Regions from separate parts of the Mus musculus genome. Here region 2 is linked to region 1. The links are chromatin loops, found by intact Hi-C in ENCODE. Cell type or tissue: heart. All regions are shown on one strand. Each heading gives the region's core, and the rest is flanking DNA. Links, peaks and the distances in the headings are about the cores only. Region 1 holds the start of Ccl25 (chemokine (C-C motif) ligand 25). Region 2 has its middle 55 kb from the start of Ccl25.

Region 1 (15,485 bases), core at 5,004-13,003:
ACTTACCTTTTACCTTGTTTGAGATTTCTTGGTTGTTTTCCCCCAGTGATCACCAAGCTAGCTGGCCCATGAGCTTCAATGGATTGTCCTGTCCACTATCACCATAGGAGGGCCAAGATTTCAGACATTTGAGATTTGTGTTTTTATACCAGCAGTGGGGGTGGGGGGTGGGATTTGAACTTAAGTTTTCACACTTGTGTGGCAGTATTCAATTGGCCATAGCCTCCATCCAAGAGCATAACAGAAAAACAGTAGTCAGTCTAGGGCAGGATATCCTTGAAATCTAGCGAACCATATTGGGATCCCAGCAAAAGGGGTCACGCAGAGACTGCCCATAAACCAGGTACTTGGGCCTCAAACCAAGGGCTTTTAAGGCATCTGGAGAAAACCGCTTTCCCTCCCTCTCCGGTTGCCAGGCAATCCCTGTGCTTCTGGACCACAGCGAAGTGCAAGTGGTTTAAGAACATACATAGACTGAAAGTGAATTATAAAACAACGTATTTCTTCTAAATGGAATCTAAGAGACAAAATAGCTATCCTTACATCACATAAACAGACCTGAAGTCAAGCATTGTAAAATAAGCCCAAGAAGGTTATGTTCATTACATTTTGTCTTATCTAATCTGTTCATTGCTGAAAATGGATATTGGTGTACTTTCTCAGTCTTGTTTTATTTATCTTTAAATTTTAAAATTTCTATTTGTGTGTGTGTTGTGCATGTGTATGTGCACAAACAAGCTCACAAAGTGGTCAGCTTCTCAAGGAGCTATGGAAATACATATTCTGATGTATATTTAGCAATATTAATAGAACTGAAGGAAGACATAGGCTCTAAATCAATGTTAGGGCTGGGGAGATGGCTAAAGTATTTGCCATGCAAGTGTGAGAGCTAGAATTTTGATCTCCAGAACCCACATAAAATGCCAGGTCTTCATGGCAGACCAGTGGAAAGAGACAGGATCCTCAGAGCAAGTCATTTAGCAAGAATAGTAGTGTGGATGAGCTCTGCGCTTGGCTGAGCGACAGTACCTCAAAGAATAACATGGAAGAGTTATTTCCTACACCAACGTCAGGCCTGTACATGCACTCATGCATGCATATGTGCACAAAAACATAAGTGCCCATACACATGGAAGCATGCACGGACACATGCACAACACACACACACATAGAGTTTTTTAAATTTAAAGATAAAACAAGACTATGAGAGTACACCAATATCCATTTTCAGCAATGGACAGATTAGATAGACAAAATATGTGAACATTATACTTGAACATCAAAAACATATAGAACATCCCATCCAAAAGTTACAGAGTCCACATCCTCCTCTAGAATACTTGAACCATTCTCCAGAAAGGATCGTGTGTTCGGCACAAAACAAGTCTCAACAAATTTGAGACAGACAGTAATTAGGACTCTTTCCCACCTCCTGTGGTATGAAACTAGAAATTAATACTATGAGGAATTTCATAAAATTCACAAATACTTGGAAAATAACACATTTGTTAAAGTGATAATGAAAAAAATTCAGTTGGGTTACATCTATAGTCATTCTATAACACTTAACACCTACATCAAAAAAAAAAACAAAAAAAACAGCAGGTGTAGGGGTGCACACTGTAGTCCCAGCACTTAGGAGGTAGATGCAAGAAGTTCAGAGGTTCAGGGTCAGCCTAGGCTACATGAGAGTCTGTGTTAAAGGAAACAAAACACAGGACTGGAGAGATGCTTCAGTGGTTAAGAGTGCTTAAGGTCAGCCAGGCAGTGATGGCACCAGGCAGTGGTGGCGCACGTCTTTAATCCCAGCACTTGGGAGGCAGAGGCAGGCGGATTTCTGGGTTGGAGGCCAGCCTGGTCTACAGAGTGAGTTCCAGGACAGCCAGGGCTATACAGAGAAACCCTGTCTCGAAAAATGAGAGAGAGAGAGAGAGAGAGAGAGAGAGAGAGAGAGAGAGATAGATCTCTTTCAGAAGACCTGAGTTGGTTTTCTAGCTCCACACCAGGCATCACACAACCATTTGTAACTCCAGCTACAAGGGGACCTGATGCCTTTAGCTTCCACGGGACCAGCACATATGTTTATGCAGATATACACACACATTATTTAAAATGTTTATTTAATGTATTTATTTAAAAATAAACAAAAGCCTAAACATACCAAAAGGGAAGCTTGCTATGCACAAAATCCTGGGTTCTATTCCCAGTACCTTATAAAGTAAGCATGGTGGTGCATGCCTATAATCCCAGTACTTTGGATGTAGGGGCAGAAGGATCAGGTGTTCAAGGCTATCCTGCACTGGAGAGACACTGTCTCAAAAAATTAATAAAATCAAATGAAATGTTGGAGCAATTTCCAGTGAGACGAGCCATATCAGGGAGGTATGAGCTCGACAGCCAGAACCTGCCTCAGTGAATCGGCATAAAAACAGTGGACAGAAATTCCTGATATCAACCTCAGGCTTACACACACATACACACACACGCATACACACACACATACACACACACACACATACACGCACACACATACACACACACACACACGCATACACACACACATACACACGCACGCACATACGCACACGCATACACACACACGCATACACACACACATACACACACACACATACACACACACACACATACACACACATACACACACACGCATACACATACACACACATACACACACACACACACACACACATATGCAAAAACTTGCGCGCGCATGCACACACAGGAAAAATGGAAAAAAATAAACGGTAAAGCAGCAGCTTGACACAGGGTTAGTGAGGACTGGCTGGTAGGTGTCTGGAGTACAGAGTATCCCTCCCTCCCTGTGAAACGAGCAGCTATGGAGAAGGGTTTCCAGCTGCTTTTCCCAGACAGCCAGGGCTGCCAAAGTCTTAGCAAATGGCTCTTTTTTTTTTTTTTTTTTTTTTTTTTTTTTGGTTTTTCGAGACAGGGTTTCTCTGTATAGCCCTGGCTGGCCTGGAACTCACTTTGTAGACCAGGCTGGCCTGGAACTCAGAAATCCGCCTGCCTCTGCCTCCCAAGTGCTGTGATTAAAGGCGTGCGCCACACCACGTCCGGCTAGCAAATGCCTCTTACCAGTAGAACTTCAGGATACTCGAGGATCCGACAGGTAAAAACGACTTCAGGAGAATGCCCACTTCAGCCCAGGATGTTCAGGCAGTGCCCATCCCTGCACCTTTGCTGATGACCTCCAGGTCTCTGCTCTACAGCCCTCTGCCATGGCAGGACTGCTGATTTCATGGACAATATTTCTGTTGTTCTTGCTGTTGAGAGGGGGATCTCACTATACAACTAAGACTTTTGATCTTGGCCTTTCCAGGGCTGGACTTGTAGCATTTCAGAGGGCTCCCCAGTCGGTATTGGGGTATATATTAGGCAAACACTCTACCACAGCCCTCGTTTTTACTTGATATTTTAAGGCAGATCCTTTTTTTTAAACAAATAAGTGTCTTGATTTTTTTTATTAAGCAGGAATGAACTTATTTATGACAGGAACACTTTTTTTTTTTTAAGAAAGATTTATTTCATTTATACAAGTACACTGTAGCTGTCTTCAGACACACCAGAAGAGGGCATCGGATTCCATTCCAGATGGTTGTGAGCCACCGTGTGGTTGCTGTGATTTGAACTCAGGACTTCTGGAAGAGCAGTCAGTGGTCTTAACCGCTGAGCCATCTCTCCAGGCCACTAAGTTGCTCTTAAACTCACTGAACTCACTGCAGTCCAGGCAGACCTTGAATTTGGATGTTTAAGCTATCCATGCTCGCTTGCTCTCTCTCTCTCTCTCTCTCTCTCTCTCTCTCTCTCTCTCTCTCTCTCTCTCTCTCTCTCTCTCTGTGTGTGTGTGTGTGTGTGTGTGTGTGTGTGTGTGTGATATTTATTTTCATCTGACTCTCCAAATGCTAGGATTACGGATCTGTGTCACCGGTTTTATGTGGAAGTAATGTTAGAACCTTAAGTTTCATACATCCTAGGCCACGTTCCCAGCCTAGCACTTTGTCTTTAATTCACATCCTTGGGACCTTTGAACATCCTGTCTCCTACTCGCAGTCCTGTCTACATCTTGAGCAGACAAGCTACTCGCTTAGACTTCCTCTCCTCTTCCCTATGAAGGGTGCTAGTGGGTCAAGCCCTGACCCCCAAGCTGGGGAAAATGGGCACACATTCCTAGTAACTCCCCCTGACACTTGGCTTCAGTAGGTTCTGGTTTGCCACGCTGCGTCTCCAAGCCTGTAGCCACGCTGAGCAGCGTCCTAACCCAGCCTCACCCACCCAGATCCAGAAGCCGAGGAACCTGAGAAGCTCATGGATCTGAAGGGTAGGGGTGAGGGCTTGCATCCCCTCTACAAGAAGACTCCATCTGCTGCAGTGGCTGGATTGCACGCCACACCCTCGGAGTAAGCCCCACCCAGAAAGCACCCCCTGGTTTCATAAGCTCTTCTGTTTATATCTTCCTCATTTGAAAACTGGCTGTAAAGTTCTACCCACCAAAACTACTCAAATCTACACCATCAAGATTCATCCTCAGGTGCCATTCCTCAAAACTCGCCCCCTGGTGCTATTCTCCAAACACAGACCAAAGCTTTATGACTTGCTCTGGTGTGTGGAACTCTAAGCTCTAATCATCCTGGGGGGCCTTAAGCTTCACTCACCTGCAGCCGGCCAGCACCCTCCACTGCCCCGCGGAGTGGGGTAGGGGGTGGGAGAGGGCAAAAGACCCCGACTAAGTAGAATTAAATACAACAGGAGGTTCGGAGTGTGAGGAATACCCAGAGAAAGGACGTGTCGCTAGCTGCGGATGCGAGTGATGAAAAGTTAAAAGCGGTTAGTTGTGAGTTCTTGTGGCAGGCCTCCCCGTTCCTCCTCCCCGCCCCGTCCAGCCCCGCCCCATCTTCCTAAACACTTTGCCCCTATCCCCCAGAGGGTCAAGTTAACCAAAGGAAAGAAGAAATGCTTTCAAAATGAATCTTGTTTTGCTTCCTGCAGACAACAGACGCTGTCACCTGGATCCTGGCTTCACATTCCAAACCAGAACATTACTTTCTTTCCAGTGTTGTGGTTACAAACAGTTTTGTTAGAATGGCTTTCATTCCGTATCACTCACTGCCCCACTGAAAGTGTACCTTTCCAGACCGGGAGCTGGCTGAAGGAGTTTGCTGCAAAACTTGATGACCTTACTTTGATTCCAAGCTCCACTGACTCTGCAAAGTTGCCCCCAGATCACCATGGTTCTCATGTCCCCAGCCTCCCAAATAAATACAATTTTAAAAGTGGGCCAGCAACTGGAATTTTATTCAGCAACTAAAAAATAACATTATGGTCCAGCACTTGGGAGGCAGAGGCAGAGGCAGTCGGATCTCTGTGAGTTCAAGACAAACCTGGTCTACAAAGTGAGTCCAGGACAGCCAGGGCTCTGTTACGCAAAGAAAGTCTGTCTCAAAAAAAACAAACAACAAAAACAAACAAACAAACAAACAGGAAAAGAAAAAGAAAGAAATTATGAAATTTCAGGAAAACGTGTTAAGGCCAGGACAGAGCAAGAGAGCAAGAAAAGGCAAGATGGCTCCGTGGCTCAGTGAGTAAAGGCACCTGCCACCAAATCAGATGACCTTTGTTTCATCCCCAAGACCCACAAGGTGGAAGGAAAGAATAGATTGTTGTCCTCTGACCCCACAGATACGCCATGATTTATGTGTGCCCTGTTCTCATGTACAAAATAATAATAAAAATTAGAAATAATAAAACTTTTAAACGCAGCTAACTATAAAAAGATCCGTGAGGAGATGGAATAAAAAGCTTGTAAGGGAGAGGGCTGCGGACAGTATTGGACCTCACATAATAAGGTATTGGGAGGGGATACTGATTGAGAGGCCTGGCTGCATAAAGTGCCTCAAGGTTCATGGGGCAGGTAACCTGCAGAGACAGATGTAAAATAGGACTTGGTCTATCTGAAGGAGAGAGAAGTCCCAAGTCTCACAGAGCTGGTAGAGAGGAGGAGCAGGAGGAGGGAGGGAGAGAAGAGAGGGGGCAGGTCACTGCAGGGTGGGGCTCTGACTATAAAGAATGAAGCCAGTTCACTGATCCCATAGGCAATACACGCTACAAGCAGGCACCAGCTCTCAGGACCAGAAAGGCATTGGTGAGTCTTTTTCTGACTACAGCAGAGGCTAGAGCAAGTCCTTTGCCATCTGCCTCTCTTTCAGAGAGTTCCAGGGGTGGCTTGAGATACTGATGTCTTTCCTTCCACTTTTATAGGTGGCCCCCTTAAACCTTCAGGTATCTGGAGAGGAGATCTAACCTTCACTATGAAACTGTGGCTTTTTGCCTGCCTGGTTGCCTGTTTTGTTGGGGCCTGGATGCCGGTTGTCCATGCCCAAGGTATTGTCCTTAGCTATACCTACCTTGCCCCGGTTTGGGCATATTGCTTTCTCTTCTCACTTGTCCTTCTCCACTTGTTGAAGTCTCCCTGTATTCTGTATCCTTTGAACTCTTCAGTGTCTCTTGGGAGGTTGGGCATAACAAGAATTCCTGGTACTACTGGAGGTAGATGGGTAGAGATGAAGTGTCCCCAGCTACTTACTCCCAGATCCCTCACTTTCATTCTGAAGTGCTTCCTTTGCAAGACTCAAGAGGTTTAGGGGCTGCAGGAACCTGAGGGTGGATTCCAATTGAGGAGAAATTCACTTAGCCAGAAATGCATTTTGATGCCCTTCTTCTGCCTAGTTAGGGGATGTGAAGTTAAGCTCAGAACCCTGAAGACTCTCCAGACTGCATTCCCTGCCTTTCCTCCCTGTGTAATCTAGGCAAGGGGCTAAGATTATTCTGTGTGGGACTCAGTGTCCCCATCTGCTAAGCAGGAATGAAAATTTAAGGATCCAATGAACTGCAAAATACTCTCAGCTGCAACAGGATTCCCAGCCCTGTGGTCAGGGAACCATCTTTGTCTTCTTTCTTGGCCTCCTGGAAAGCAGGTACTGGAGGATTCAGTTACCCAAGGCCAGTTCTCAGGGGCATGAAGCATCCCCCAAGAGTCCTGTCACTGGGTGCTTCATCTCAGAAAAAACTGTGAAGTCCCAGCAGGTGTCAAGGCAAAATCCCAGGCCAGGTTGAGGACCAGGATCCCTGCTTTTGCCTTGCCTGCTCTTCTACAGACAGGTCGTGCACCTTCAAGCTTCCACCGTACCCATAGAAAGCCAAGCTTGGCTTTTTTTTTTTTCCCATTCTGCTATCTGGGCCACTCCCAACCTCTGCCCTTTGATCCTGGGAGAAAAATGGCCCCCAGTGTTGGAAAACACCTGTCAGGGATCCCTGAAGTCCCATTTCTTATCTGACACCACTGCCCCTTGTCCTCAAGAGCCAAGGTGGAGCAATGGCAAGGAGGATGAACTCTGTCCCTGAACCTCTACTAGGCTCTACTTGTCCTCAGATCGAGGAACCCACTGTCTTGCCAACTTTCTTTATTCATTTGCTTCTCTCCTCAGAACTTTCTAGGATCATCTCCTCCTCCTTGGGCACCTCCTCCAGCTCCAGTGCACCTTCTTTCATGTAGATAACATTTTTGGCTTCCCTACCAGGTTGAGATACTCCTGAGCATTAGGTCTAATTCATGTCTGTGTTGTATGGCTCTTTGGTACCAAGAAGAAATCTTTAAGCTCTTGTTAGACTAACAGGGGAATCGGCAAAGAATGGCTAGGTCAGTTTAGCAGCCACTGAGATGAGTATAGAGAGGAAAAGGGATTTAAGTTAATTCAACATGGGGACAAGCTGACTCATACCTGGAGCTGAGATGGTCAGGAAAGTTGAATAACCTGTTTATATTTTTATCCAACTTACATTTATTTATTTATTGTGTGCGCGTGTGTGTGGATCAGTATGCACAGTGCCCATGTGGAGATAATTTGCAAAGTCTTTCCTTTCACTCTGTGGATCCATGGGGTCAAACTCAGGTTATCAGGCTTGGTGGCAAGAGCTTTCTCACTATGTGTAACTCACTGTCCAGGAACTCACTATGTAGACCAGGCTAGTCTCAAATGCTTAGAGATCCTCCTGAGTGCTGAAATGAAAGGCATGTGCCACACATGTGGCCTTTAAATTTTTTTAATTAAAAAAAATTTTGACAGGGTTTTCCTGTATAGCCTTGGCTATGCTGGAACACACTCTGTAGACCAGGCTAGCCTTGAACTCAGAGATCTGCCTGCCTCTGCCTTCTGAATGTTGGGATTAAAAGTGTATACTGCTACATCTAGCTAATTTTTATATTTTTAAATTGAGATAGGGTCTCATATATCTCAGGCTGGTCTCCAACTAGCTTCCTAGCTGAGGATGATTTTGAAATTCTGATCTGCCTGCCTCTACTTCCCAGGTGCGAGGATTCTAGGAATGTACTACCGCACTCAGTTTATGAACTTCTGGGGATCCAAGCCAGTGCCTCATGGAAGCTAGGCAAACACTTTGCCAATAGTCCTAGTACCATCTAGGTGCTTTGAGACAGGTTTCATGTAGCTCAGACTGGCTTCAAACTCCTTATCCTCTGTCCCAGCTGGGCTTAAAGATACACATGTGCCTCAATGTCTGGATAACCACTTTTAGGAAATTAGGGCTGTACTGGTTGTGCCCCAGGTGTGCACCTGTTCTCTACCTCAGAGCAGAAATAGAAGGGACTTTGGGCTGTTTCTTTGCCTACCTACACTCTATAGTTCCTGCCAGTGCCCTGATATCAAGAGCTGAGAACAAGCCAGGAAGCTTTCTTTCCAAGGCAGCCTGGTGACCTCTGTATCTAGAAGGTGGTGTGTGTGTGTCTGTCTGTCTGTGTGCACACACATGCATGCACGCACACACAAACATGCATGTATGCTCACATCTGTGGTTATCCTGCTAGTGATGTACACCTGGAATCAAGTGTGTGACTGGCTTGTCAGGTTACAGGTACCTTTTTGTGATTTATTTTGGAGAATTTCATATGTGCAAATATGTTTTGATCAAATCCATTCCCTATTCCCCTCTCCCCCAATATCACCTCATCCCCCACCACTTTCCTCATCCAGTTTCATGATCTGTCATCTACTAGAACATTGATGGTCTTTCAGGGATTATATCCCTGAAGAAAACTGAGCCTCTCTTAGCAGCCACCGGTTTCCAGTAGCTCTTCAGCCAGGGTTAAGACTTAGTGTGCTCTGTCTTTGGAGAGCTTTGGGGGCCCCCTTCTAGGAATTTGGCAGGAATTTGACTTTGGGCTAGGACAAGAAAGTAGGCACAAGATGAATACAGCTGAGAAATGTGATCTTTGTATATTGATGGGTCTTGTTAAGACTCTGAATATAGGCCGGGCGTGGTGGTGCACGCCTTTAATCCCAGCACTCGGGAGGCAGAGGCAGGTGGATTTCTGAGTTCGAGGCCAGCCTGGTCTACAAAGTGAGTTCCAGGACAGCTGGGGCTACACAGAGAAACCCTGTCTTGAAAAAACAAAAACAAGCAAACAAACAAAAAAGACTCTGAATATAGTAACCAAGGGGCCTTTGTTTGTGCTTTGTTTGTTCCTTAACTATCTGTTTATGCCTTGTTTGCTCCTTGACTATTTTGTTTATGCTTTAGGACTGACCATATTCTTTGCATGTACCTAGAATGATAGAAAAGCAGACTGGAAAAAAATGAACCAGCTTTAGCTTCAGAACTGGCTGGGGTCATGTTATAGTGTTGTCTAATTGTCTTTTTCTTTTCAGTCCTCCCTCCCTCTTGGAGACCTGCTGACTGACTGAGCTGGCTTGGTCAGCTACCCATCCACCCTTGTTTGGATTCTAGCTGTCTTAATCTTGGGTGGGTCTGTGCACTCATTACAGTGCAGTGGCCTTCTCATGCCCAGCAACTATTCTTTCCCTGAGGATGTCTACTTCCTCCAAGTCTTACAGTTTTTCTGCCCCCACTCTTCTGAGATAATCCTTGAGCCTTGTGGCTAGGGAGTATAATATAGATGTCTCATTTATAGCTGGGAATTCCAGAGTCTCTTTTCCTGAAAGTTGATCATTTGTGGGTCTCTGGGATAACTGCCATCTACTACAAAAGGAAGCTTCTCTGATGAGGGTATAACCTATGAGCTATACATAAAAATGGAGTGGAGAGTTTATTACTATGTCCTTTTATTAGGTATTAGACTCTAGCTTAGACCTTATGACTCGTGTGTGTGTGTGTGTGTGTGTGTGTGTGTGTGTGTGTTGTAGTTCTCAGGTACATGTGTGCACCTACATGCATGTGCCACATGTGTATAGATGTCAGAGGATAATTTGTGATTCGCTCCTACTATGTGGTTCCTGGGGATTGAATTTAGGAGGCAAGCACCTTTACCCACTGAGTCATCTCACTTGCTCTGTAGGTGCCTTTGAAGACTGCTGCCTGGGTTACCAGCACAGGATCAAATGGAATGTTCTCCGGCATGCTAGGAATTATCACCAGCAGGAAGTGAGTGGAAGCTGCAACCTACGTGCTGTGAGGTGAGCAGGACCTCCCTTTGCTGGGAGGGCATCATGCTTGCCTTAGATCCTCATGTCCTAACTTGGCACTCATCTTCCCACCTTCTGTAGATTCTACTTCCGCCAGAAAGTAGTGTGTGGGAATCCAGAGGACATGAATGTGAAGAGGGCGATGAGAATCTTGACAGCTAGGAAAAGGCTAGTCCACTGGAAGAGCGCCTCAGGTGGGTAAGGCCTCAGGCCAACATCTCAGGGAGAAAAACAGCGATTATATATTTCCTATGCTTTTTACTTTTTCTCCCTTTTAGCATTGTGCATTGAGTCCTTCAGCATTCTGGGTAAGTGTTCTACAACTAAGATACATCTCTAGGCCTTCCATTTTGTCTTTGGTGTGTGTGTGCTACATGCAAATGAGTTTGCAACAGTTGTGTTTATGACGGTTGTTTTATTCAGGGTTTCTTTTTCTTTCTCTTCTTTTTCTTTTTTTTTTTTTTTTTTTTTTTTTTTTTTGCGAGACAGGGTTTCTCTGTGTAGCCCTGGCTGTACTGGAACTCACTCTGTAGACCAGGCTGGCCTCAAACTCAGAAATCCGCTTGCCTCTGCCTCCCAAGTGCTGGGATTAAGGGGTGAGCCACCACTGCCTGGCCCCAGAATTCTTTAGTCTAAGGCTAAGGCCTCCTGGGGTCCAACTGCTCCCATCTACATTAGCATGTCTATTGTTGCAAACTCCCTGGGCCCCTGACTCTTAACATATTTTTGCTCCCTCTTCCACAATGTTTCCTGAGCCTTAGGTGCAGGGTTTATAGATGTGTCCACTGGGACTAGGCACAACTCTGCCTTTTGTTTAGTTTAGCCTTCTGGAGTGGTTGCTGTTGCACCAAGAAGTGTTCTTAGTGAGAACTGCACTTATCTGTGGGTAACAAATGTTTAGAATGTCATTAGGGATGGTGCTGGCTTAGGAGAGTGGTGGTTGTAGGGTCTTTTCCAAGAGCCATGACTTTGCTGGGTTTCCAGTACCAGGCATGATGTTGCTCTTTTTTTTTTTTTTAAAGATTTATTTTTATTTATTATATGTAAGTACACTGTAGCTGTCTTCAGACACTCCAGAAGAGGGCGTCAGATCTTGTTACAGATGGTTGTGAGCCACCATGTGGTTGCTGGGATTTGAACTCTGGACCTTCGGAAGAGCAGTCGGGTGCTCTTACCCACTGAGCCATCTCACCAGCCCGATGTTGCTCTTTTTGAGAAGTTCTAAAGTCCAATTAAAGAACTGTTGGTTACCACCAAGAAGTGTGTCACTACTGCATACATCATGCCTTTGGGCTATCATGCCTGGCTGGTCCTTGTGGTTCATAGGTGTTGGCCTGGATAGGGTTGTTGGAACCTCGCATGGTGCCATGAAACACACCTGTTTTGTACAGGGCATGAGGGTCAAGCTCAGGTGATGAAGCTTACAGAAAAACCAATTCTCTCCAGGCCTATCTTGTTTTTTATTTCTTTGCTTTTGGTTTGTTGTTGTTGTTTTGAGACAATGTAGCCCTGACACTCATTATGTAGAACAGGTTGGCCTTGAACTCAAGAGAAATCTGCCCACTCTGCTTCCCAAGTGCTGGAATTAAAGGTGTGTGCCCGCACACCTGCCTCCACTTTGTTTTCTGAGACCACGCCTCTTACTGGGATGGGAGGGTTTCCAATTAGGCTCGTTGGTCAGTGAACTCAAGACCTTGGCTTCGTGTCTCGTCAGTGCTGGGCTTACAAATTACTACCACACCTGGGTTCTACATGGACGCTAGGGACGGAGCTCGGGTCCTCAGGCTTTTATGATAAGCACTTTACCAACTTCGCTCTCTCTCCCCGTACATCCTTGTTTTAACTACTGACTTAAGTTTTTCTCCAGGGGCTAAGAAGACAGCTCACCTGTTAAAGTGCTTAATGTCCAAGTACGAAGTTTGTATCCTAAGAAATCCATATAAACCCTGGGTGGCTGTGGTGGTTTTCCTGAATTTCTAGCCTCGGAGCATGGAGACATGTGTTTCACATAATAAACTGTCAGCTCTGGGTTTAACTGAGAGATCCTTCCTCAGTGAAAAAGGTCAAAGAACAATTGAGGATAATTTCTGATTCCGCGTGCACATGTGCACATATGAAATGAGCCCACACACGTGAGAAACAATGTATGCACACACATGCACACTGTGTTACAGCTCAGAGCAGAGACGTATCCTGGCAATTAGTCACACTACACAACAAACCTCAAACAAGAAATTTATTGAAAAAGACACAGGAGGGAGGGTGGCTTCCTCGACAGTCTTGTGTGAGAAGGAGCTGGGCAGGGGACAGGCTTATATAGGGTTTCTAAGAGCTGAGGCAGAGGTTTCCAGAATGACCTGTGATTGGTGGGAATCTTGTGGTCTGATCTCGGGGGCCAGCTCAGGCATTGAGGAGATTCCTTATTTATTTATTTATTTATTTAATCTTTTTTTGGAAAAGTTTTTATAACGTATTATTTATTTATTTTATGTATACAAGTATACTGTGGCTATCCTCAAACACACCAGAGGAGGGCATTGGATCCCATTATAAATGTTTGTGAGCCACATGCATCAAAATATAACTTGAGGAATCAATGAGTTCTACTGGGGTTACTTACAGAAATAGGGGTGAGGAGTTAACTTACAAAGGCAGAAATGACTAAACATACCTTCATCAAAACGCACCCCGCTTTTTTCTTGGATCAAGAAAGCTGAAAAACAGGAGTACACTGGATACCCTGCAGGCAGCTAAACAAGCTGGAGAGTGTCTCATCCAGGAGGCTTGGCTGGTCTGGGGCGAACTTGCTTAGCTAAATTTGAATGTTTTGAAGTAGTCTTTCCTGCTTATATACCTTTGGGAATGGAGTGGCAGGGTGCATCTGATCAGTTTCAGGGTCTTTCTGAAGCTATTCAATTGTTTACTTCCTGAACCTAATGAATTTCCTAATGTGTTTCACCTCCGCTCAGCATATCCTGTTGTTTCACCTCCCTGCAAGTTGTGTCTTAATAGCTTTCATCTAAGATGGCTTTAAGCTCAGAAGAAACTGCCACAAAAGGTGTCCTTATGTAACCCTGGCTGGTTATGAGCTGGCTATGAGCACAAACTGGCTCAAACTTTATCACACTGATTCAGCCCTGTGCTGGGGCTACAGCTTTATAGCACCATGCCTAGCTGTTAGAATTCTTTTATTAAAAAATAATCACTTACCTGGGCGTGGTGGCGCACACCTTTAATCCTAGCACTCGGGAGGCAGAGGCAGGCGGATTTTTGAGTTCGAGGCCAGCCTGGTCTACAAAGTGAGTTCCAGGACAGCCAGGGCTATACAGAGAAACCCTGTCTCAAAAAAGCAAAAAAAAATTTTAAAAATCACTTAAAATTAATTTATTTTAATTTTGTGTATGCATGCTTGTTTTTAAGTGTGTGTACCATTCTTCTGGTCTGGTGCCGGTGAAGGCCAGAAGAGGGCATCAGAAGGTATTCAACCCTAGTCCGCTGTAAGAGTAGCAAGTAATCTTAACCACTGAGCCATCTCTACAACTCCCATTGGAACACATGTCTTTTTCTCTCTACTTTTCAACAGACTCTCAGACTGAAAGGAAGAAGTCAAACCATATGAAGTCCAAGGTGGAGAACCCCAACAGTACAAGCGTGAGGAGTGCCACCCTAGGTCATCCCAGGTAAAGACTCTTGAGCACGGGGCCTTCTTCCACCAATCACTTTGCTGACAGGGATTTACTCTTAGGAACAGGGGCCTTACCCGGGACTTTGGTCATACCCTGAACTTCCTAGGTGGCTGTTCATCCCTCTACCTGGTGTAGGGAGCATCAATAAAGCCAAATGTGAAACATGATCTACTATCAGCAAACAGAAAGTGTCTTCTCATACCACTTACTATTTGCTCTCTCTCCCTTCCCTTCCCTTCTCTCCCCCCCTCCCCGTTTTCTGTTTTCCATTCTTCCCTTTAAAAAAATGTTTACATTGATTGACCATTGCATGTGTGTGTGTTTATAGCTGGTCTTTGCTACTTTTGGGTTCTTCTCCCACCCTTTATCCCTGGCTTCCAATTTCACCTATCACTAGATAGAGAGAAAGAAGATAGAGGGGAGAGAGAAATAGAGATCTCTGAATCTAATTTCTTTCCTTTTGTTTCTTCTTTGAGCACAACTACTAACAAACTGGAACCAATTTCCCTAAACGACCAATAACCAACCTCACTTCTAAGGGCCCTAGCATTTATATATCCTCTAAAAAGTTCCAAGAATTCCAGAGGTCACCCAATCACAGAACTATCTACAGCTGGCAAAACTGTGCCTCTGCTAGAGCATACAACAATCTGAAGCAGCCTCACACATATATCTGGGATTAAAACAAAAGCACATTCTTGTATTTCTGTGCTTTTAAACCAGAATTGCCACAGTGTGCGCGTGCGTGTGCATGTGTGTGTGTGTGTGTGTGTGTGTGCGCGCGTGCGTGTGCGTGTGTGTGTGACCGTGTTTCCAGTTGGAAGTCAGAGGACAATTTTCAGGAGTCAGTTCTCACTTTCTACAATGTAGGTTTCTGCTGGAACTCAGGTTGTTAGCCTTGGTGGCAAATGCTGAATCATCTTGCCTCCTTCCCCTCTCCTTTCTTCCTTTTTTTTTCATTTTCCTCCTCCTCCTCTTCCTCTTCCTCCATTCCTTTCTGTTTTTTTTTCCCCAACCAGAGTCTCATGTACCTCAGGCTGGCCCAGACTCCCTATGTAGCCAAGGATGCCCCTGAACTTCTGATTTCCTGTCTTTATCAACCAAGTGCTGTGGTCACAGGCATGTACTACCATGCTGGTTCACGCAGTGCTAGGGGATGGAACACCATGCTAGGCAAGCACTCTACCAACTGAGCCACACTTCTAGCCTCTTCTTTCTCCCTTACCCCTTTTCGACTTTCTTTCCTTCATCCCTCTCTCCCTCCCTC
Region 2 (15,485 bases), core at 3,467-11,466, 52 kb after region 1:
GCATTTTCAACAATTGGTGCTGGCACAACTGGTTGTTATCGTGTAGAAGAATGCGAATCGATCCATACTTATCTCCTTGTACTAAGGTCAAATCTAAGTGGATCAAGGAACTTCACATAAAACCAGAGACACTGAAACTTATAGAGGAGAAAGTGGGGAAAAGCCTTGAAGATATGGGCTCAGGGGAAAAATTCCTGAACAGAACAGCAATGGCTTGTGCTGTAAGATCGAGAATTGACAAATGGGACCTAATGAAACTCCAAAGTTTCTGCAAGGCAAAAGACACCGTCAATAAGACAAAAAGACCACCAACAGATTGGGAAAGGATCTTTACCTATCCTAAATCAGATAGGGGACTAATATCCAACATATATAAAGAACTCAAGAAGGTGGACTTCAGAAAATCAAATAACCCCATTAAAAAATGGGGCTCAGAACTGAACAAAGAATTCTCACCTGAGGAATACCGAATGGCAGAGAAGCACTTGAAAAAATGTTCAACATCCTTAATCATCAGGGAAAATGCAAATCAAAACAACCCTGAGATTCCACCTCACACCAGTCAGAATGGCTAAGATCAAAAATTCAGGTGACAGCAGATGCTGGCGTGGATGTGGAGAAAGAGGAACACTCCTCCATTGTTGGTGGGAGTGCAGGCTTGTACAACCACTCTGGAAATCAGTCTGGCGGTTCCTCAGAAAACTGGACATAGTACTACCGGAGGATCCAGCAATACCTCTCCTGGGCATATATCCAGAAGATGCCCCAACAGGTAAGAAGGACACATGCTCCACTATGTTCATAGCAGCCTTATTTATAATAGCCAGAAGCTGGAAAGAACCTAGATGCCCCTCAACAGAGGAATGGATACAGAAAATGTGGTACATCTACACAATGGAGTACTACTCAGCTATTAAAAAGAATGAATTTATGAAATTCCTAGCCAAATGGATGGACCTGGAGGGCATCATCCTGAGTGAGGTAACACATTCACAAAGAAACTCACACAATATGTATTCACTGATAAGTGGATATTAGCCCCAAACCTAGGATACCCAAGATATAAGATATAATTTGCTAAACACATGAAACTCAAGAAGAATGAAGACTGAAGTGTGGACACTATGCCCCTCCTTAAATTTGGGAACAAAACACCCATGGAAGGAGTTACAGAGACAAAGTTTGGAGCTGAGATGAAAGGATGGACCATGTAGAGACTGCCATATCCAGGGATCCACCCCATAATCAGCATCCAAACGCTGACACCATTGCATACACTAGCAAGATTTTATTGAAAGGACCCAGATGTAGCTGTCTCTTGTGAGACTATGCCGGGGCCTAGCAAACACAGAAGTGGATGCTCACAGTCAGCTAATGGATGGATCATAGGGCTCCCAATGGAGGAGCTAGAGAAAGTAGCCAAGGAGCTAAAGGGATCTGCAACCCTATAGGTGGAACAACATTAAGAACTAACCAGTACCCCGGAGCTCTTGACTCTAGCTGCATATATATCAAAAGATGGCCTAGTCGGCCATCACTGCAAAGAGAGGCCCATTGGACTTGCAAACTTTATATGCCCCAGTACAGGGGAACACCAGGGCCAAAAAGGGGGAGTGGGTGGGCAGGGGAGTGGGGGTGGGTGGATATGGGGGACTTTTGGTATAGCATTGGAAATGTAAATGAGTTAAATACCTAATAAAAATGGAAAAAAAAGTGAGTAATTTCAATAAAATGTTTTAAAATCTCAAAAAAAATTTAGGTAAAAAGAGGCCTGGGACATGGCTAATCATTAAACACAAGCCTACAATTCTTCACTGAGCGGTTGGGGAGTGGCTCAAGGGTAGTGCTTCTGCCTAGAATCTCCTAGGGCTGTGGAAGGAGGCATGGTTCAGTTGTAGAGTGCCAGATTAGCTCTCAAGCAAGAACTGAGTCCAATCTCTAGTGACAGAGACAGAGGGCCAGTGATGGTAGAGGTGGGGTGGGGAAAAGAAAAAAAATGGTTTCAATAAAGAAGTTTGTCCATCCATGCTCTACCTACCAATCATTTTCAGAGCCAGTGTTCAGGTGAGCATGGTGGCACATGCCTGTGAGCCTAGGAGAAGCTTGAGGCAAGAGGATCAAGCGTGAGCTTGAGGTCAACCTGGACCAAATATTAAAATCCAGGACTACCTGGGTAACTCAGTGTGACTTGTCTTAAGATGTGAAAATCTTGACTTGGGAGGTGGCTCAGAGAGTACATGTACTTGCCACCGAGCTTAATAGCCCGAGTTTGATCCTCAAACCCCACATGGTGGAAAGAGAATTCACTCCTGCAAGTCGCCCTCTGACTTCTGCATGCTCTGTAGCATTAGTACATACACATAAAGGCATATATTTCATCGTTTTGTAGCTTGGTATTCTTGTGGGACTCTTAACAGAGGGAGTGGGGTCTGTCTCTGAAGCTTTTGCCTGCTTTTGGGATCCCCACCCCTTTTTCCTACTGGGTTGCCTTGACCAGTCTTAATATGAATGGATATGCCTAGTCTTACTGCAACGTGGTATCCCATGTTTGGTTGATATCCCTAGGAGGCCTTCATAGAAACATAGAAAACAGAAAAAACAAAAACAAAAACAAAACCCCAAACCCAAAAGCAAAACAAACAAAGAAAACCTTTCAAGAGTCAGCTGGGAGGTCGTTTCCCCAGAAAACCCTCTTTGACCCCATGATTCCTGACCTCTCTGACCTTCAGATCCCCCTTATTATGGCAATTAATCCCAAGGTTAGTGTTTTCTTCTTCCTATTCCCAGACCAACACCAGCTTTTCCAAAGTAGGACTCACCATGGTGCCTCACTCTTTGCCAATGAGTAACAGCTGCTATGCAGAGTGGATAAGCAAAAGAAAGTCATTGTTCTCAGACTTCCCTGGGAGTAGCAAAGGAGCCAGCTATCTGCCCAGAATCCAGCCATCTCTTGTTCACTGCCTATTTTCCTCCCCAAGTTCTTCTCAGTACCTCTCTCACACCAAGGCCCCGTGAATCCATATACACATGCACAGAGGTTTGGCCTGATACAGCGACTTCTGTTACAGTGTTTGTGGACAGATAGGGGAGGATGACTGAAGGTTTCCTAGAAGCAGAGGAGGTTGGAACCTAAGTAAGCCTTTCTTTATCCGGAGATACCCACCAACTGGATAATGTGGGGAAGCTTAGTCAGTAAAGGGCTTTGTCGTGTAAACATGGGGATCTAAGTTCAGATTCTTGGCACCCATGCCAAAACTACAAGCAATGGTCTCTGTGAGTTCATAGCTAGGGAGCCAGAGACAGGTGGGTCTCTGAAAGCTCACTGACTAGGTATCCTATCTGAATAGATGAGCTCCAGGTTCAATGAGAGACCCTGTCTCAAAAAATAAAGTGGAGAACAACTGGTGGAAATACCTAACATCGATCTCTGGCCTCCACAGGCACATATCCACGCATTCTTGCACATCTGCACAAACTACCCCCTAAACAACACACACACACACACACACACACACACACACACATCCACTCACACAGAGACTGTACAATGAGCTTGTCACCTCTGATCTTTGATCTTAGATGAATTGTCATGGAGAGTGGGAAAGGGATGAAGGGACCCACCATCTGGGATTCCAATGTGTAAGTGAGGGCAGCAATCCAGGTACTCATGTTGTCCACACACAGTGCCTATACAGCCTTTCTGGCATTAAAAGATCCTGACAGAGAGTAAAACATTATTTAAGCCCCTAGACCTGTGTCCAAAATAGCCCCATTGTTCCAAGATGTCAGGAGTTTGCAGTTTTTTGCCTTTATAGCCCAATGGCAGGTGTTTGTGGTTTGTGTGTCTACATAAACCCCTTACCCCTTGAGCTCATCGTCGACTCCTCTACCCCTGCGTGGGATACAAGTTGTCCCCAGTGCACTGGTCTTTCCTGAATAAACCTCTTGCAGTTTGCATCAAGACCGTTTCTTGTGAGTGATTTGGGGTGTTGCCTCTCCTGAGTCAGAATGTGGGGGAGTCCTCATGCTGTGGGTCTTTCAGTGTAGACAGGACTTCCCTCGGCAGCTTCCCCCAGTCACACAGCTCATGCTACACCCCAATGATGCTATGGATCATTAGAAACATACAGTGAAGTAACGATGTTCCATGAGGGTCTGACCAGGTCCAGCAAAACAAAACCAACCTAGGCTCCTAGTGACATTCAAGTTCCTAGAATCTTCTCTTCCTCCCCCAAGAGGCCACTGCCCACTCACTTCTACTTACTCCAAAGCTGGGGATCAAGGTCCCATCCACACAGGTACACAGATTGGGCTGGGAGCAAAAACCATTGCCGCAGGTGTGCCTGCAGACAGTTGGAAAGGCAGTATACAGCATCAGGATCAGGGCCCTGGGCCTTTGAGATGGCTCATTGGGAATAAGCACTTGCTACATAAACCTGATGCCTTGACCTTAATTCTCAGAACTTATGTAAAGGTGGAAGAAAAGAACTGACTCCAGAAAACTCCTCTGACTTCTACATGAGTCATGGCACTCGTGCCTCCACATGCTCAACATGCACACATAAAACAACTAACTCCTACCCAGCAGTACAGTGATAGAGTACATATATCAACTCAGCACTTGGGAGGATGTGTCAGGAAAGATGGGTGGGTGGGATTTAAGGAAGGAGTAGGAGGAAGAACAAAAAAGGATGAAGGTGTGAAGGAAGAGAGAAGGGAAGGACTCAAGTTATATGTCACTCGTAAGCCCATGATGGCCAGGCTGGCAGAAGCCCCAGGGTGAGTCAGTGGGTCCTCCCCAGCCACACTTCTATTCACACCCTTATACATGGGACACCCTCCAAGTCTCCATCTAGTCTGTGAAGGAGGTATAACCTACAGTTCCAAGATTTTGCTAGATCATCAGGAGAGGTGATTTGGGCAAGAGAGCTGAACTGTGTGGCACAGAGGCTGGAGTGGTGGGGTCTCTGATGATGGGATTCAGAATCTAGAAGTAGAGATGCTTGATTTTGGGAAGAAGATGTGAGGTTGACATAAAGACAGTGTGAGGCGCCCAAAGAAGCATGGAGTCAGGGAAGAGGACAGGAGAGAGACAGAATGGCAATGTGGGATGGCAAAAGAAACGAATGCAAGGTGGGTAAAAGATGATTGAGGAGGTAAAGTGCTTGCTTCCAAGCTGGATGACTTTTTGATACCCAAGACCTAGGGGGTAGAAGGAGAGAACATATTACTGGAATCTGCCTTCTGATCTCCACATGTACACCACAGCCTGCCCCACACACCCAACAAAATAAATGAAAAAAAAAAACTTTTAAAAGAGAGAATCAAAGGCAGCATGTCACTCTAGAGTTTAAGGACAAAAGTGTGGGATACTAGTGCAGCTCACCCAGCAACCTCAGCCTAAGTTCCAACTCCATATGTGGTCAAGGTTGGGATTGCTGACAAGTGGCTGGGTGGACCCCCAAGCACCCCTCTCTGTACCCTCCATTTCCATGCTTCAACACAAACAATACATTGACTCCTGCCAGGCATTGTCCTTCATCCGGGGCAGCAGTAGGCATGAAAGTGGGGACCACATATATAGGGTCTTTGGGAGAAAAAGGGTGATGTCGCCACCTGTCTTCTCACCCTAGGATAGTCCTTCCCTGCCCATACCCCAGGTGCCTTTCAGCATCCCAGGTATCAGGCATCCCTGCAAAATGATGTCAGGCCCGCCTCATCTTACATGACCTGGACTTGAGCAGGTTCCGGGGCCCCATCCCAGTGGCCTTGGCCATTTTCCATGCATGATAGAACCGGATCTGAGCTGGAGGGTCCCAGGCTGTATGAAAGGCTCCAGATTCTCCAACATGGGCCTTCCAGAGTCATGATGTGTCTTTGGAGGATGCAGGGAGCAAGCAGAGTCAGCTCCGGGTGAACTGCATGGTGAGGAGGCGCCCCGTAGGGTAAAGAGCAGTGGGGAGGCCACCTGGAAAGACACTGGTTCTAGCTTGGGAGGGAAGGTAAATAATATCCAAGGCAAGCTTCTTGAGAGAGGTATGATTATTTTTTTCGTGTGTTTGTGTATGTGCACGCATGTGTACATGTGCATGTTTATGTGCATGTGGAGGTCACAAGTCATTCTCAGGAGCCATTGCCCTGTTTTGTTTTGAGATGGGACTTCTCGCTCTACTCAACTCCTCAAGTAGGCTAGGCTGGCTGGTGAATGAGCCCCAGGATCCTTCTGTCTTCTCATGCTCAGAGCTATCATTTTTTAGTGGGTCCTAGGGACTGAACTTCACGTGGGTGCTGGGAATTGAACCTAAGCTCTCTGGACGATCGACAATTGCTCGGAACTGACGTCGAGACATACAGCATAGCCCTGTGGTGCATGTTCTTTATCCTGGCACTGGGGAGGAGGAGACAGGCCGATCTCTGTCTCACTGGCGAGACAGTCGAGGCTACTTGTGGAATCTTAGGTCAGACCCTGCAGGTCTCAGGAATCAAAGCAGACAGTGCCTGAGGAACAGTACCTGAGGTTGACCTCTGGCCTCCACGTGTATGTATGTGTGTATGTGTATACCACACATGCACACATACTCACACATCCCACACTTAAATGAGTAAGTAGAAGGAGACAGCTGGGTATTTTGACATTTGTATCTAGTTCACCTGTGGGCAAAGCAAGACTATCACATGGTTAGTAAGAGGATACAATGTCTACCCACCCACCCCATCTCCCAAAATGGCTGGCTCTCTCCTTGGCCAGGAAGAATGAATGTGGCAAGATAAGGTTTGCTCTACTCCAGACTGAGATGATTCTTCAAAAGCGTAGACTGGTGAGAAGGTTCAGCCCAGTAAAGGACTTGAGAACTTGAGTTTGATCCACCTGGACCCACACAGTGAAGAGAGCCAGCTCCCACAAATTGTTCTCTGACCTCTAGCCATGCTTTCCCTGCCCCCCCCCAACTAAATACATTTCTAAAATGTAATAAAAATAGTGTGTTATATTTCCTTTGTAAAATAGTTTGGGTGGAGACTGGGGACGTAGCTCGGTTGGCAGAGTGATTACCCAGCATTCATGAAAGCTGGGTTTGATCCCCAGCCAGCTCTGCATAAACCTGACACAGTGCGTACACGTGTCATCATCTGGGGAAATGCAGGCAAAAAGATAGTGGATTCAAAGCCTTCTGCGCTATATATAGTAAAACTCTGTCTCAAAAACAGATTGCAGAGTGAAAACTGGACCTTGAGATGAAGTGAAAGTCTGATGAGACGTTACTAAACTGTTGTTAACTCAGAACAGTGGTTCTCAATCTTCCTTGTGGTGACCGCAACCATTACATTATTTTTGTTGCTACGTTTTAACTGCAATTTTGCTACTGTTATGAATCATAATGGAAGTGGAAATTTGCCAAAGGCTGAGAACTGCTGACTTAGCGTGGTAGTATAGAACTGGCCGGGGAAGGGGATGACTGTCCTGATTCCAATTCAATCTGATGACCTTCCTGGCTAGTCCTTGCTCCTGGCAGCTTCCGCTCTCACCGCCACCTTCCAGGAATGGGGGTGGGGAGCAAAGGGAGATAAGGCAGGGGCGGGAGAGACTCAGAGTAGAGACTGAGAGATCTCATTGGACCCTCCCACACTCTCCAGCTCCTAAAACTATTTCCCCAGGGTTTGTTTAATGAATGATTTGCCTCAAAGGAACTTGTATAGGAAGATTCGCGCTTCTCCACCTCCCTATCGCTTCCACCTCTGCCTGAGCGAGAACCAGGAATTCCAGGAAGGAGACACCCTTGAGAGTGTATGTGCAGCGATCTGCAGCCGACAAAACTACAGAACTTCTTTGGACCCTCGGAGTGGTCCTCCGCCCTCACTTGCGGTTCAGAACCTGGAAACCCTTGTTCTCCTGCAGAATACTTGATTTCCCGGCACCCTACAAAAGTGCGCCCAGGAGACTGGAGAAAGGAAGGGGCTGGGCCAGTATATGCAGGGCTGCAGACAAAGGAATCCCTGGCCGGGTCCCAGTCGGTCAGGCGCCCTCTGGCAACTTCTGGACCTCTCCTCCTCCGCGTTCCCGGTGGTCACCCCTTCTCAGTACCACGCCTGAGAAAGCAAGGCGAAAGCCTGGGAAGGCTGAGCTCCGAATTGAAGGAGGAGTTTGAGGGAGGGTGCGGTTGCACTTCTGAGCCTGAGCGGGGAGAATGAAGCCAGGAAAGGCTTGAAGCTGGCTTGCAATTCCAAAGAGTTGCAAAGATGCAAGGGGTTCCTGGAATTGGAGCCTCCTAGGGGGCACGTTACTAGTGACAATAGAGTTGGGGGTGGCCCTGAGGTGGGGTGAGGTGATCAAAAGGCCATGGGCACAGGGAGGTCCTGAGACTTAATTGGGAAGTCTCCCATGTTCTTGCCTCTTTCTTCATGGGGCAAGGAGAATTCCAAGTGTGGCACTGGAAATTCACCTGTGTATTAGTCAGTGTTCCCTAGAGGAACAGGAATAGAACAGGTGTGTGTGTGTGTGTGTGTGTGTGTGTGTGTGTGTGTGTGTGAGACACATATATGTATATAGAGTAGTTTACAGGCTGTGGTCCAGCTAGTTCAACAATGGCTAAGTCCAAAGAAAAGTTTAAGAATCCAGTAGTTCAGTCCATGAGGCTGGCTATCTCAGCTGGTCTTCTGTATAAGGCTAGAATTCTGAAGGAGTAGGCTCTAATGCCAGTGAAGAGATGAACTTGCCAGCAAGAGCGAGGGCAACAGACAAGAGCTTCTTTCTTCCATGTACTTTACATAGGCTTTCACCAGAGGTGTGGGTCAGACTTAAGGGGCACCTTCTCACTTCCAAAGATCTGAATTAAAATGTGTCTTTCCACTTCAAATCTCTCAGAGATGTATGCAATTCTTTAGTTTTATATGTGTGTACTCATGAGTGTGCGGACTAGAGAGATAGCTTCAGGTTTATCTTCCTGGACACCGTTTGCTTCCTTTGAGACAAAATAAAGACTTTAGCATAGAGAAGATGTAGAATTCAGCATTTCAGCTCAATTTCTGGAGATTGAATTTAGAGCCTCACATACTAAAACCAGTGCTCTACTGATGAGCCTGTTTCTAACCCCTAGTGGGGGGATTTTAGGCGGCTCCTCTTTATGGCTGAGCTGCATCCCCCAGACTACAGAGACATTTCTCTCATTGACAGTTCTGGCAAATTCTTCACCTCTTTGGGAACATACCACCAATAATCCTGAATATGGGGTCTTGACAGAAGCTGTTTCTTGGATCTAAAATTGTTAACTCCACCCAGCAAAATTCTGTGTAGCTAGTAAGCCCAATTTGTTTTAATCTCCCGTCCCCCAGACATTAGCTTACTCTGTTTAATCCCCAAAACTAAATGTCCTGACCGTGCATCATCATAGCACTTCCAGAATATTGAAAATAAATACAGCATAATAACTTGAAGTGGTGCCAGGTGGTGGCGATAAATGCTTTTAATCCCAGAGGCAGTCGTATCTCTTGAGTTCGAGGCCATCCTGGTCTACAGAGTGAGTTCCAAAACAGCTAGGTATAAACAGAGAAACCCTGTCCTGAAAGACACACAAAACAAAACAAATAAACACACCCAAACCAAAATAAAAAATGAAACAAAAATAATTTAAAGTGGTGTTGAGTGCTTTCAACTTGACAGGCTTGAAGATAAGACTTTAGTGTATCATATCTTATTTTGTTTCCATTAAACCCTTTTTTTCTCACTATGTTGCTTTTAGATGTGTTGTTTATCATAGTAATAAAGCAAACCAGGACAGGTTCTGTGTGTGTGTGTGTGTGTGTGTGTGTGTGTGTGTATGTATGTATGTGTGTATGTGTACTGGTCAGAGAGCAATCTCAAGTGTCATTCCTCAGGAGTCATCATCTCATTTTTGAGAAAGGATCTCTCACAGGACCAGAGCTGGCCAATTAGGCAGGGTTGACTGAATGATAAGCCCCAGGGATCTTTCATCTCCTCCTCCTCATGGAGGATGGCAAGCTTGTGCCACTGTGCCTGGCTTTTAAAAACAGAGACTCTAAGGATCATATTTAGATTTTCATGCTTGCAATGCAAGCACTTTAGAAACGGAGCCAATTTTTCTTGAATTCTCGTTTCCTGTTATTGTTTCTGACCTGCACCAAGTCCTACTGAAACCCATCTTGTCTTGACATCCCACTGCTACCTTGTGTCCGCTATTACCTTATACTTCTCTGCTTAATTTCCTTGTGGAGGCAGAGTCTTGCTATGTGACCCCGGCTAGCTTTAAACTGCTTCAGCCTTGTGAATGTCAGGATTGAAAACATGGACGACCATGTCTGGATCTTTTATCTCATACATTCATACACATTGTCCTTTGTCACCAAACATTAGACTCCCTCCTGAAATGCTTTGAAGGCCCTGCGCTTGGGCCTTTCAAGTGCCAAGAGAATAGACAAGTACCACCATGCCTGGTTTACGCTTATGTTCTTTACAAATTATCTGGTCTCTGGTACTTGAGTGTCTTCTAGAAGTCAACATAGGTCAAGTATTGCTTAATTTTTTAATTGCATGTGTTTTATTTGTGTTATGTTTGTGTGAGGTGCATGGGTATAGATTACACACAGTTTATAGTTCCTGGAAATCAGGCCCAGGTGTTCAGATCACATGCCTAGGATCAGATCTTGGTAGCAGATGTCATTACCTACCAAGCAATATTGATGACCCCTGTCTTTTTTTTTTTTTTTTTTTTTTTTGAGAAAAGGCTTCTCAGTGAACCTGCTGTTTTTGTCTAGACTGGTTGGTCAGCAGTTGTCAGATGTTTTCCTGTCTTGTCCCCCACCTCATTCTGGGTTTACATGTGTGCAATATCATCTCTAACTTCTATGTGGGTGCTGGGAACCTGAACTCAGGTCCTTGTCCTTGAGTAGTGAGCACTTTACTCTCTGAGCAATCTCTAAAGAGTCTTTGTTCTCTGGTATTTGATTGTTTAAGGCAGGGTCTCATATAGCCTATGCTATTCTCCTACTCACTGTATTAGTCCGACTCCTCTAAAGAAACAGAACTATAGAATGAGTGTGTTTGTGGGTCTGTGTGTGTGTCTGTGTCTCTCTGTGTGTATGTATACGTGCCAGCAAGGCTACATGCATACCTGTGGTTTATTAGAATGGTTTACAGGCTATGGTCTTGGAAGTCCAACAATGGCTGTCTCACAAAGGAAATTTTAAGAATTGGGTAGTTGTTTAGTCCACCAGTGTTGCGCCCACCTCGGCCGGCAAGGAAGACACAACACGGTCGGATTCTTCTCAACAGCCTTTATTGCACGAACGCCTTGATGCTGCTACGGGGACCCCGGGAACCCAGGGAGGTCTGCTTATATACTCTCAGCCCCCATCCACTCTGGCCACGCCACCTCACCAGGCACACAGCTTCAGCCAATCAGGGCGGCAGGGGTATGTCTCCACCAAATATGGACTTGTTTACACCACCAGCATCATGGTGCACCTGCGCAGCTCTCATGATGGTCGTGGCTTATTTTCAGGTGTATGAGGAAGTCAAGTGCAAGTCATAAGACTTAGCTGCAGTCCCGGGCGCCATCTAGGGACTGCTGCCACACCTGCTCCTCACACACCAGGCTGGGTGTCTCAGCAGTCCCAATCTAGTGCTGCAGAGAAGATTCCTAGAGAGCTGCTGGTCTTCAACCTACATTGGAACCCCAATAAAATTGATTCTAGTACTGGAAAGGATAGGTGAACTTGCCAGCAAGAGTGAAGACCTTTTCTGTGGTCTTTTTTTTTATATGCATATTTTTGGTGAATATATTTACCTCTTCCCTCTCTTCCTCCCACCTGTTCCATGCACCCCATCGCAGCCTCTTTTTCTTTAATTGTTGGCGCGCGCGCACGCACACACACACACACACACACACACACACACACACACATATAATTCCTAAATACAGAACTACCACCAGCTTGTGGGATTGTGAAAGGTAGCCTGGTTCCCAGTCGATGTAAGGCTAGAAGCCTCGGAGATCCTGAATTCCCGGGCACCAGGCACCTGTCACTAGCTGCATCCCTGCATAGTTTTGTGACCATTAGTCTTGTAAGGGCAATGCCCCAAGACCTCCACATGTAGATGAGGAAAAGTGACATGAAGTATGGTCACTCAGGCTCAAGATAGAGAGCTCCATTCTAATGAGGTACCTAAAGGCCTGGAGGGCTTAGCCAATAAGCTCTTCTTCCCCAACACTCCTCAGGCCCACCCTGAGAATGGGATATGGTTTTATACATCTACTTCCCATCATGGCAATAAATGGTCTAGAACCACAGACCACCTCTTTCATCGGGATCCACCGTGGGGAGCCTTGGAGAAGGGCTTTGCCTATAGAGACACTGTCTAGTCTCCGTAGAAGGTCTCACTGCACTCCCAGCCATAATTGCACCAAGCCCAAACCTGCAGCCATCAAGCCAAGGACTCTCCCGGTGGGACTCTCTTCTACCCTGGCTAGGCCCAGCCCTTGGGCCCAGATTCCATTCTCAGATCTTCTGTGACTTCCAGCGGTGCCTGGATGTCCAAGAGCCTGGGAACTCCATGGCTCTGGCGGTCCCACATCTCAGACTGTGCTCCTCCGCCCCCTTAGTGGTGTCCCAGGACTTCCCTATGGCCCAACAGCCTCCAAGGGATGTTGTGGGGTAAACTCCCGGCATCCTGAGGAGTCCTGTGGCAGAGCGGACGCAGGACCCACAACCCTTCACCTGCTCATTCTGTATGGTGCTATTTGTATGTATATGCTTCAAGGGCTGACCATTTGGGATCCTATAAACAGTTGGTGGGCTTCTGCTACCAGAATGTGTGGCCTCGATTTAGCATGGGTCTTCCCAACTGAAGCTATTCAGTTAAGAAAATCCCTCGAAGGCGTGCCCAGATGTTTGGGGTTTGACTCCAGATGTAGTCAAGTTGATAACCAAGATTGGCCTATGGACCTGAGAATGACCTTGAACTTCTGATCTTCCTGCTTCATCCCCTCAAGGGTTGGAATTACAGATGTCTACCACCATACCACCTTTATTTATTTATTTATTTATTTATTTATTATATGTAAGTACACTGTAGCTGTCTTCAGACACACCAGAAGAGGGCGTCAGATGTCATTACGGATGGTTGTAAGCCACCATGTGGTTGCTGGGATTTGAACTCAGGACCTTCGGAAGAGCAGTCGGGTGCTCGTACCTGCTGAGCCATCTCACCAGCCCCATACCACCTTTTGACATCAAATGTTTTCACATTCTCCCTGTTCTCATAGTGATGTTGTTACTGGTTGAGGTCATGATGTCATACCACTGAGATCCCCCTTTCACACCCTCCCATGTCATTCTCATTAAGCCCAGCCCATCGCTTACACTTCTATAGATCCCATCCTTTGATTTCTGTGCATCCCCAGAGGCTCCTTTGAGGGACAGGATTTAAAGCTGCAAGCCTAGAGTGAAGGGATTTTTTTTTTTTTCTTCGAGACAGGGTTTCTCTGTACAGCCCTGGCTGTCCTGGAACTCACTTTGTAGACCAGGCTGGCCTCAAACTCAGAACTCCACCTGCCTCTGCCTCCCAAGCGCTGGGAGTGAGCCAGAGCTAAGGATCTGGAAAGAGTAGGTAGGGTGTTCTCAAAAGCCTAAGGCTGAGGCTGGAGACTGGGTGTTCTGACTGACTGTTTAAGCTGAACTGGAGACAGTTTGCAGAGACACTTGCAGCCCTGGCTTAGATCGCTAGATTGTGGCAACAATGGATCCCCACAAAACTGGAATTCCCTTGGGTCTCTTATGTTTGGAGGAGAGAAGAGCCTAAAACCAGGGCGAGAGGAGAGGCTTTCAACTGGAAAGACATTTATGATTTCTAAACCTCTTACAGAAGAGACACTGACTGGTCAGTGGTGGACAGGACCACACCTCGATGGGAGACTGCTTAGGCATGAATAGCTGTGGCCTCTACTTAAACTGTAACCTCTTGAGAATCCCAGAGATGGACTTTGGGAGCAAGGGGATCATTGTATCCCTTCGTCTGTCTTCCCAATGTGGTCAACATTGAATAAATCTACCCTCTCCCACTTTCCTTTTAATTTGGCCATTTTAATTGGCTTATCTAGGAACTGACAATCTTAGGGTCCAAGCTGTGACTCCAATAAGTCCAATAATAGTGACATGGTGGGTGGGGGAGGGTGGATACTTACAGTCAAGTTTATAGAGTGTGCCGGGCCTGCTGGGGTGGGTGGCTAGGGACAGGGCTTTCTTTGTCTGCACCCGGGGAACAGCCGGTGGAAGGGAAACTGGAGCACATGGCTGGATAAGTTTGGCTTGATGCCTGGGAATGAGTGTGAATGAGGACCTGGGGAAGGCTATGAGGAGGAGATAAGGCAGGGAATGCAGCTGACCCCCATGAAATCCTGTTCACCTATGGAAATACACCTATGGAAGTACACCCCACCTCCCTTTTGTGTGTACATTTTAACTCTCACAATATGTTCCTGAGGCTTTGCTGACATTTATTACCCAGATGATGAAACTGAGGCTCTAAGATATCCTTGACATCACCCATATTCCACAACCAGGGTGAGGACTGAGATTGGAAGTGAGGACACACACCAGAACTCTTTCTTCTTCTGGTTTTAGACGTGTCCTCCTGATATTCCAGTGTCCGGAGCTTGGGCAAATGGCTCAGTCTGTGTCTTAATTACTGTTCTATTTTTTTTGGTGTGTGTGTCTATGATAAAACGCTATGACAAAAACAACATTCAAGCAGGCTAGATGTCCATAAAAGTGGGGAAGGCACGGCAGCAGAAAGTTGAAATATCACATCTCCACAGCACACAGGGAACAGGAAATAAGACCTTGAAGTGGGTCAAGGCTAAGTGTCAAAGCTTGATTTCAGTGCCTTAATCCCTGCATGATCTTAATCCTCAATGAGACTCTATGTCCTAGAGATTGCATAAACTCCCAAACAGAGCCAACCGCAGGGGACAAAGGGTTCAAACACATGAGCCTATGGAGGCACTTCTCATGCCAAAAACCATGCTCCTTTCTTGTTGCAGACTTAGAAACACCCTGAGAGAACAGATTCAGTGAGGAAGGATTCATTTTGGCCTACTGTTCCAGAAAGGTACAGTCCATTGTCATGGGGAAATGGACAGCAAAAGCTTCCTTACCAGTGGCTAGCCTACTGAAGGAAATATCTCTACTTTCCTAGCAACCATGAACTGTCTGTTTATAGATTTTTAGGGAGGGGCAGAGACTTGTGAACGCTCCCTGATTTACATGGTAGGAGGTTAATGGGCCCAATCTTGTGTGGATAGTCTTAGATGCTAAGGGTTAAAGAGTACAACCAAACAGGAGGTTGTAGCACACTCCTTTAACCCATGCACTCAGGAGGAAGAGGTAGGCAGATCTCTAACTTTGAGGCTAGCCTGGACTGCAGAGTGAGTTCAGGACAGCTAGGGCTACACACAGAAAACTTGTCTCAAAAA

The links. Hi-C counts contacts between places; a loop is a spot of excess contacts. Peaks named below come from ENCODE experiments on the same cell type or tissue, not always from the same donor. Only the 100,000 strongest peaks of a DNase experiment are listed, where the experiment ranks them.
Region 2: it touches region 1 in a loop (2.9-fold over the local background); 3 of 42 quality-filtered maps call a loop at or near these places.

What each region holds. Positions count from the first base shown.
Region 1 is chr8:4,343,478-4,358,962 of GRCm38, forward strand. It overlaps Ccl25 (chemokine (C-C motif) ligand 25), which reads left to right and starts at 6,111. Exons shown (of 6, transcript NM_009138.3): 1 at 6,111-6,178; 2 at 6,295-6,417; 3 at 10,406-10,523; 4 at 10,614-10,726; 5 at 14,116-14,212. The coding sequence starts at 6,345. In heart, for the core only: no CTCF peak of the experiment used is centred there; no DNase peak of the experiment used is centred there.
Region 2 is chr8:4,397,053-4,412,537 of GRCm38, forward strand. No RefSeq gene overlaps it. Among named protein-coding and RNA genes, the nearest start is that of Ccl25, 55 kb to the left of the region's middle. In heart, for the core only: no CTCF peak of the experiment used is centred there; DNase peaks (open chromatin) are centred at 7,529 and 8,009; H3K4me3 peaks cover 1,254 bases; H3K27ac peaks cover 1,405 bases.